2 separate regions of the Homo sapiens genome follow, and region 1 is linked to region 2. A link is an interaction called in ENCODE POLR2A ChIA-PET data of the cell type or tissue named here. Cell type or tissue: OCI-LY7. All regions are shown on one strand. Each heading gives the region's core, and the rest is flanking DNA. Links, peaks and the distances in the headings are about the cores only.

What was found. ChIA-PET counts read pairs that join two places held together with the same protein. Peaks named below come from ENCODE experiments on the same cell type or tissue, not always from the same donor. Only the 100,000 strongest peaks of a DNase experiment are listed, where the experiment ranks them.
Region 1: POLR2A ChIA-PET joins it to region 2 with 5 read pairs; 1 of 35 experiments calls an interaction of 5 or more read pairs at or near these places.

What each region holds. Positions count from the first base shown.
Region 1 is chr12:124,885,395-124,889,780 of GRCh38, reverse strand. No RefSeq gene overlaps it. Among named protein-coding and RNA genes, the nearest start is that of SCARB1, 24 kb to the right of the region's middle. RefSeq lists an enhancer at 1,660-1,769 and a cis regulatory region at 2,212-2,661. In OCI-LY7, for the core only: no CTCF peak of the experiment used is centred there; DNase peaks (open chromatin) are centred at 1,810 and 3,690; H3K4me3 peaks cover 1,859 bases; H3K27ac peaks cover 3,457 bases.
Region 2 is chr12:124,606,543-124,610,928 of GRCh38, reverse strand. It overlaps LOC101927436 (a long non-coding RNA gene), which reads left to right and starts at 1,785. Exons shown (of 4, transcript XR_242964.4): 1 at 1,785-2,226; 2 at 3,287-3,415. RefSeq lists an enhancer at 1,328-1,457. In OCI-LY7, for the core only: a CTCF peak has its summit at 1,650; DNase peaks (open chromatin) are centred at 538, 1,178, 1,658 and 2,268; H3K4me3 peaks cover 1,864 bases; H3K27ac peaks cover 2,153 bases.

The DNA.
Region 1 (4,386 bases), core at 223-4,222, 280 kb before region 2:
ACCTCCACCTCCCAGGTTCAAGTGATTCTCCTGTCTCAGCCTCCCAAGTAGCTGGGACTACAGGTGCCCGCCACCATGCCCAGCTAATTTTTGTATTTAGTAGAGACAGGGTTTCGCCATGTTGGCCAGGCTGGTCTCGAACTCTTGACCTCAGGTGATTTGCCCGCCTTGGCCTCTTGAAGTGCTGGGATTACAGGCATGAGCCACCATGCCCGGCCGATTTTTACTTTTTTAAACAGTGGTTTGCACTGAAATAGAAGTTCTTTGAGAATAGGAACTGTGCCTTTTTGTCTCCCATGATATCCCAGCCCCTGCCAGACAGTAGTAGGCAGTGAGAATGGTTCTTGGACATTAGCTTGCCTTAGGATTGGCTGGGGCATGGATTAGTTGAAAATGCAGCTTTCTCAGGGGCTCATCCCAAATCTGTGGAATCAATCTTTGGACCCGACTTTATAAATCTAACTTTATTTATTTATTTATTTGAGATGGAATCTCGCTGTGTCGCCAGGCTGGAGTGCAGTGGTGCTTGGAGTGGAGTGCGACGTCGACTCACTACAACCTTGATCTCTTGACCTCGTGATCCACTCGCCTCGGCCTCCCAAAGTGCTGGGATTACAGGCGTGAGCCACCGCGCCTGGCCCTTTTTATACAACTTTGATTTTTACTTTTTTTTTTTTTTTTTGAGACTGAGTCTTGCTCTGTTGCCCAGGCTGCAGTGCAGAGGCACAATCTCGGCTCACCGCAACCTCTGCCTCCCGAGTTCAAGTGATTCTCCTGTCTCAGCTTCCAAGTAGCTGGGATTACAGGTGTGCACCACCACACCCGGCTAATTTTTGTATTTTTAGTAGAGACGGGGTTTCGCCACGTTGGCCAGGATGGTCTCGATCTCTTGACCTCATGATCTGCTCACCTCGGCCTCCCAAAATGCTAGGATTACAGGCGTGAGCCAGCACGCCCAGCCACTTTACTTCTAATGAAAGAAAAGGTCTTGTTTACAATAGCAACTGTACTGATGAAATATTTAACAGCAAACTTCCCAAGAAATGTGGAGGATACAAACATAAAAAGCTTTAAAAAAATTCTACTATTGTTGTAATATAAAAAGAGACTTGCATTCATGGGAAGACAATCTTTGTTCTTTGAGAGGAAGAATCAGCTTTGGAAAGATGCCAAGAGCTTGCTAAATTTAACTAGAAATCCATACAATCCCAGTTAAAATACTAACACAAAATTTTGGGAGATTTGAGAAAATGGTGCCAAAGTTCATCAAAGGATGTGAATGAAGGAAAATTGCCAGGAAAATTCTAGAAATAAAAAATAACGAGGGGGCCAGGCACTGTGGCTCCTGCCAGTAATCCCAGCACTTTGGCAGGCTGAGGTGGGAGGATTGCTTCAGGCCAGGAATTCAAGGCCAGCCTGGTAAACACAGCAAAATCCCATCTCAACAAAAATTTTTTAAAACTCAGAGCAGGCATGATAGCTCACACCTGTAATCTCAGCGCTTTGGGAGGCCAAGGTAGGTAGATCACTTGAGGCCAGGAGTTTGAGACCAGCCTGGCCAACATGGTGAAACCCTGTCTCTAAGAATACAAAGAAATATTAGCCGGTGTGGTAGCAGGCACCTGTAATCCCAGCTACTTGGGAGATTGAGGCACGAGGATTGCTTGAACCCAGGAGGCGGAGGTTGCAGTGAACAGAGATCGCTCCACTGCACTCTAGCCTGGGTGACAGAGCGAGACTCTGTCTTAAAAAAAAAAAAATCAGCCAGGCATGGTGGCATGCACCTGTAGTCCCGTCCTAGCTACTCCGAAGGCTGAAGTGAGAGGATCGCTTGAGCCCAGGATGTAGAGGCTGCAGTGAGCTATGATCGCACCATTGCACTCCAGCCTGGGTGGCAGAGCGAGGCCCCATCTCTAAAAAAAATTATATATATATATATACACACACACACACACATACTATATATATATATATTTCAATTTTTTACTTGGTTTTATTTATTTATTTATTTTGAGACAGAGTCTCGCTCTGTTGCCCAGGCTGGAGTGCAGTGGCATGATCTCAGCTCACTGTAATCTCTGCCTCCTGGGTTCAAGCTATTCCCGAGTACATGTGTCACTAAACCCAGCTAATTTTTGTATTTTTAGTAGAGACAGGGTTTTGCTATGTTGGCCAGGCTGATGTTGAACTCCTGGCCTCAAGTGATCTGCCTGCCTTGGCCTCCCAAAGTGTTGGGATTACAGGCGTGAGCTACTGCGCATGGCCTATTTTATTACTAGTTATTGTTGTTAATCTCTGACTGTGCCTGAATTATAAATTAAATTTTATCATGGGGAAAAACAGTCTATACCGGGTTCAGTGCTATCTCAGGTCTCAGGCATCCGCTAGGGATCCTGGAGCTTATCCCCCGAAGATAAGGAAGGGCCCCCGCTGCTCCGCTGGAATTCAAAATAACCCTCCCACTGCGCAGTGAGGTGGGTAAAAGCCAGTCTGACGGTCTGACAGTGCTTTGATGATCTTGTACTCTCTACTCTTTGCTTTTGCAGAACATTAATTACCAAATGTTTTCCAAACTTTGCAAGAGGAGTACAGGTGTCGGGGGTGAGGGAGGGCCTTGTTTTCATCTAATAGACCTTTCTGTTCTTTCTGTTTCACTTGGATTTTGTGAAGCTCAGACTCCAGCATCTGACAACTCAGGTTCAAATTCGGGCCTGGTTACTCCCCCGCTGTGTCCCTGTGTGACCTTGAACAAGTTACTTTATTTCTCTATGCCTCAGTTTCCTCATCTGAAAAGTAGACATAATATTGGTTTTGACTCCAGAGGTGAATGTGGGATTCAATGAGCTAAAATGTAAAACAGTTAGAACACTGCCGTGCATGAAGTTCAGTCTTAATGAATATCAGCTATTATTATGATCAATATCTGCCATGGGGCCGGGTGCAGTGGCACATACCTATAATCCCTGCACTTTGGGAGGCTGAGGTGGGAGGATGACTTGAGCCCAGGAGTTGGAGACCAGCCTGGGCAACATAGGGAGACCCTGTCTCTACAAGTAATAATAAAAAAATAGGCCAGGCACGGTGGCTCACGCCTATAATCCCAGCGCTTTGGGAGGCCGAGGCGGGTGGATCACCTGAGGTGGGGAGTTTGAGACCAGCCTGGCCAACATGGTGAAACCCCATCTCTACTAAAAATACCAAAAATTAGCTGGGTGTAGTGGTGTGTACCTGTAATCCCAGCTACTCAGGAGGCCGAGACAGCAGAATCACTTGAACCCAGGAGGCAGAGGTTGCAGTGAGCTGAGATCGCGCCATTGCACTCCAGCCTGGGCGACAGAGCAAGACTCCATCTCAAAAAAAAAAAAAAAAAAAAAAATGCTGGGCACGATGTGCATCCCTGTGGTCCCAGCTACTCGGGAGGCTGAGGCGGGAGGATTGCTGGAGCCCAGGAGGTCAAGGCTGCAGTCAGCTGCGATTGTGCCACCGCACTCCAGCCTGGGTGACAGAGCCAGACCCTGTCTCAAAAGAAAAATAAAATCTGTCATGGGTTGAATTGTGTTCCCCAAAAAGATATGCTGAAGCCCCATCCTCTGACGCCTCAGAATGTGACTTCATTTGGAAGTAGGGTCATTGCAGATGAGTTAAGGTGACATCCTGCTGGAGTAGGTTGGGCCCCTAATCCAACAGTACTGGTGTCCTTGTAAGAGCAGAGCCATCTTGTCAACACAGATGTACAGGGAAAGATGGTGTCATGATGGCCCCATGACTGCAGAGGCATCTGTAAGCCAAGGAGCTCCAAGGATTGCCAGCCAGCCCCTTGGAAGCTGGAAGAGGTGAGGAAGGAGCCTCGGAGCCTTCAGAGGGAGTGTGGCCCTGCAGACATCCCCATCTCAGACTTCCAGCCTCCAGAACTTCCAGAGAGTAAACTTTCTGTTTATTCATATATTTGTATTTTTTTGAGATAGGGTCTCACTCTGTCACCCAGGCTGGAATGCACTGGCACAATCTCGGCTCACTGCAGCCTCAACTTCCCTGGGTTCAGATAATCCTCCCACCTCAGCCTCCCAAGTAGCTGGGAGTACAGCCAGGCACCACCACACCCAGGTAATTTTTGTATTTTTTTGTAGAGACAAGGTTTCGCCATGTTGCCCAGGCTGCTCTCGAACTCCTGGACTCAAGTGATCCTTCTGCCTCGGCCTCCCCAAGACCTGGGATTGCAGGTATGAGCCACTGCGCCCAGCTTTCTGTTGCTTTAAGCGGCCCGGTTTGTGGTGCTTTGCATGGCAACCCTAGCAAACTAACACTATGTCTATTCACAATTATTTGATAAAACAAAAACAATTCTTGAAAGCATCTCTTTCTCCCTTCCTTCCTGTGCCTGGGGGT
Region 2 (4,386 bases), core at 71-4,070:
TATGCAAAGAGAAACTGAGACCACAGAGGTTATCTGACTTACCTGGGGCCACACACCCGGGAAGTGGCAGTGCCGGGATTCACTCAGGAGGCTGGCGCCAGTCCGAACCGTGGCCCCACGTGATGCTTATGGCCGTGCGTGCATCCCTCCAAAGGTCACGGCGAGGCAGGGGCAGCTTGGGCGCCCTGTGCTGATGGCAGCTTTTAAAAAATTCTGCCTTTTTCCTTTTTCTTTTTTTTACTCAGCTGTGAGTCTCAGCAAAGGCAGCACTAACTCAGCATCGCTTCGCGGCATCAAGTCAGCCTTGCGAGGCTGGGATTGTTCCAACTGAGCTTTCAGGTGGAAGGGAGACAAAGGGGGGGCCAAATGGCTCATCCTGAGCCCCCCTTCCAGGAAGCCTCTCTGGAACCTTGGGTCCCCAAAATTGTGCAATGCTGAATCTGCACAACCTCCCAGGCCAGCCCTGCTGCAGGCATCCTGTGGAACTCAGCATCCTGGGTAGAGAGAGGCTCTTCTCGGAATAACATCTGTCACTTAGACAGACTGGGGGCTCCCCGCAAATGGCCCTTCGGGGTGTTTTCCTGCAGCTGCCTGGGCACAGAGCTGTGCTCCTCACGCCTCAGTTGTCTCGGCTGCCAGCCTCAACTTCCCAGCCTCGAGGACCTTCCTCAATTCCCCCATCCCTGCCTCACAGCGCCTGCAACAGCTGTTCCAGGCACACAGGAGGGAAACTGAGGTTTGTAGAGAGGTTGAGCTGGTAAGAGGGGAGTGGGGACTCCATGCGGGGCCCTGGGTAGCTGGCTGTGACCTTATGTTGTCAGGGTCTGGGCCCCTCTGCTAGATTTAGCTTGGGGCCCCCTGTCTGGGGTCTTCCCCTCCATCCTCCGGGACCCCAGTCCTATCCCTCTGCCCACCCTGTCCTTCTCACCCACTCTACAACCGAGTTTCAGGACTGAAGGACCAGGGACCTTCCCACCCCCAGGGGCTCCCTCAAGAAGAGAAAATTCGTCTCCCAGAGCCTCTGAGGCTAGCCTCCCAGGCAGGCCCTTACACACCCCCCATGCACCTACGCCCCTTATCTGCCTGTGCCCATATCTGCCTTAAACCTCGTCAGAGTTCAAGAACGCAGGTGGTGAAATGTCCAGTTCAGTAGGGGATTGGGTTGTGACCCAGCCAGAAGGACCTGCCAGGAAGCCACGTGGGTGTCTGGGGGAAATGCTCTCGTGGTGGGCACAGCTGGTGCAACGGTCCTGGGGTGGGAATAGCTCGGAGCCCAGTGTGGCTGGACCTGGGTCGGGAGGAAGCTGGGGAGAGAGATGGGGTCTGAGAAGTGGACAGGGGCTGCTCACATAGGACTCTGCGGGCTGGGGGTGGGTGTGGGGCTTGATTGTATTCTCGGTGTGAAGAGCACGCGTGAAAAGCCTAGCCAAGCCCTTGGCGTTCAGGATCACGTTCACCCTCACAGCAGTGCTGGGACTCAGGTGCTCTCAACATCCCCAATTCCCAGATGAGCAAACCGAGGCACAGAGAGGTAAAGCGCTTGCCCAGGTGGCCTGACACACCCTTGTCCCTGCAGATGTTCTGAGGTCGCCCCAGGGCTGGCATTTCCTTCCCTCTGTGGGAGGTGCTCCGCTGCGCCCCAGGTGGGCCCCAGCGGCGCTTTCCTTTGAAGTCCCAGCCAGCTGACTGGGCCAACCTGTTCCCCGCGCCTTCCTCCTGGACCCTGGCCAAGCCTCAGGGCTGCCGAGGGGAGGGGCAGAGGCCGCAGAACAGGAAGCACGTTTTGTTTTATTTTAAAATGTACACACACAGTTCAGTCTCGTATACGTGTAGTTAAATAACTTTTTCAATCGGTACCAACGGGGCACACATTGCAAAGCATGCATCTCTCCGACTTTGTCTTCAGGGGCCCGCGTGCCCGCCCCAGAAGCATCTTCAGTTCCCAGTGTCTGTGTGTCCTTCCAGGGAGTAGCTTAGGAACACACAAGCAGAAATGCACAGATAGAAATACATATTCCTCAAAAGATCAGCGGGAGGGGCCTTCATGGGTCTCCTGCACCCACTTGGCTTGAAAAATTCTCTCAAACCGTCACCCCAGTCTCATCATGAGAAAAACATCAGACCAATCCCAATGCAGGCGCATCCTGCAGCTCCGTGACCAGCAAGCCTCGAAACTGTCAAGGTCACCTGCCTCGAAACTGTCAAGGTCATCAAATCAAAACCAAGGTGAGTCTGAGAAACTATCCAGCCCAGAGGCTCGGAGGAGCCTCGAGAAGGCCAAAGACAGATGCCACCTGGGGCCCTGGGGAAGAAGTGAGATTGAAACAGGCAGATGTCAGTTGATACTAATGTATCCACACTGGTTCCTTAATTGTGAAAAATGGGCCGGGGCAGTGACTCACGCCTGTAATACCAGCACTTTGGGAGGGCGAGGCTGGAGGATCCCTTGAGCCCAGGAGTTCCAGACCATTTTAGGCAACAGAACGAAACCCTATCTCTAACAACAACAAAAAGAATTAGCGAGGCATGGTGGCGTGCACATGCAGTCCCAGTTATTTGGGAGGCTGAAGCAGGAGTGTTGCTTGAGCCTGGGAGGTTGAGGCTGCAGTGAGCCATGTTTGCACCACTGCACTCCAGCTTGGGTAACAGAGCAAGACACTGTCTCCTCCCCCACAAAATTCTAAACAATGTATCATACTAATGTCAGATGCTAACAGTAGGGTAAACTGGGCGTGGAGTATGGGGTGACTGTTCGGTCTTCACAATCTTTTTATGAGTCTAAAGCTGTTCTGAAAAATAAAGTTTGCTTTTTAAAAGGGTCAATTTTTTCAAAATCTGTCAAGCTAGACACCAAAGACAAATGACCTCACGACCTTTACTACGCATACATTTGTCCCCGGGTTTAAAAATACACGGCAGAAACGCCACATGAAACGTAGATCTGGGAGGTCACTCTGCGCCCTGGCCACGGGATGGCTTCATCCTTTGTCACGGCTGCATAGCCACATGCCCAGTGCCTTCGCGATGGACACGGAGCTTGGCTTTCGGCTTTTGCTGCAGTAGTGACCCTACCAGGCACATCCTGGCCTGTCCGTGCCTCTGCGCCCCAGGCCAGCACCTCTGTAGAATCGTTTCCTAGAAATGGAACAGCTGCTTCAAAGAGAGCCCGTGAGAAGGGTGTGGGTTGTAAGGCAACTCTGCCACGGACAAGATCATCTTCCAAAGCGGGCAGAGGGAGATGATGTGGGGTGGGCGAGGAAGGTGATGTGTGGCGATTTCATTACAGGTGATCAGAGAAGGTTTCTTTGAGGGTGACATTTGAGCAAAGACGTGAATAAAGAGACAGTTGGAGCCATGTGGAGATGTGAGGAGGAGGGTTCCAGGCCAGGGGACCCGTACGTGCCAAGGCCCTGAGGTGGGACTGTTTTTGGTGTGTTTGAGAAGCAGTAGGCTAGAGCGACGTGGTGGTAGGAGAGAGATCACAGGGGCTGGAAGGGGCCAGGTCATGGGGGCCTTCTTCAAAGGAATTGGGGTTTTATTGGAATTGGAGCAGGATAGGATACCTTTAGGAGCATGGGGACTGGCCTGATGTAGGTTTTGAAAGGACCCCTCTGGCTGCTGGGGGGAAGAGGGGGCATAGTGAGTTGGGAGAACTGTGGGGGTCGGCGGGGGCACCTGCAACCGTCCAGGCAAGGGAGGGCAGGGGCTCTGACCAGGGTGTTCCCTGGAAGAGTAGAGGAGGGCAGATTTGGTTTTGTTTCACCATGTTTTTTTGAGACAGAGTCTTGCTGTGTTGCCCAGACTGAAGTGCAGTGGCACGATTTCGGCTCATTCCAACCTCTGCCTCCCAGTTTCAAGCGATTCTCCTGCCCCAGCCTCCTGAGTAGCTGGGATTGCAGGCGCCCGCCACGACATCGGCTAATTTTTGTATTTTTAGTAGAGACAGGGTTTCACCATGTTGCCCAGGCTGGTCTCAAACACCCAACCTCAAGTGATCTGCCCGCCTCGGCCTCCCAAAGCTCTGGGATTACAGGCGTGAGCCGCCGCACCTGGCCTGAGAAGGGCAGATTTGGGAAGTACTCTGTTTTGAAGGTGAAGTGAACAGCACTTGCTGAAGTCCACAGTGACTAGGCCTGGGCACAACAGGGATATATTCCTGTCCTTAGGCTGCTGTAACTGGGCGTCACAAACTGGGTGGCTTCAAAAAACAGACGTTTTATTCCCTCACCGTTCTGGAGGCCAGAAGTCCAAGATCAAGTTCTGGGCAGGGCCATGCACCCTCTGAACTCCGGTGGGCTCTTTCCTCGCCCCCCTCCCAGCCTCTCGCAGCAGCCAGCAATCCCTGGCATGCCTTGGCTTGTGGCTGCATCTCCCAGCACCGCCGTC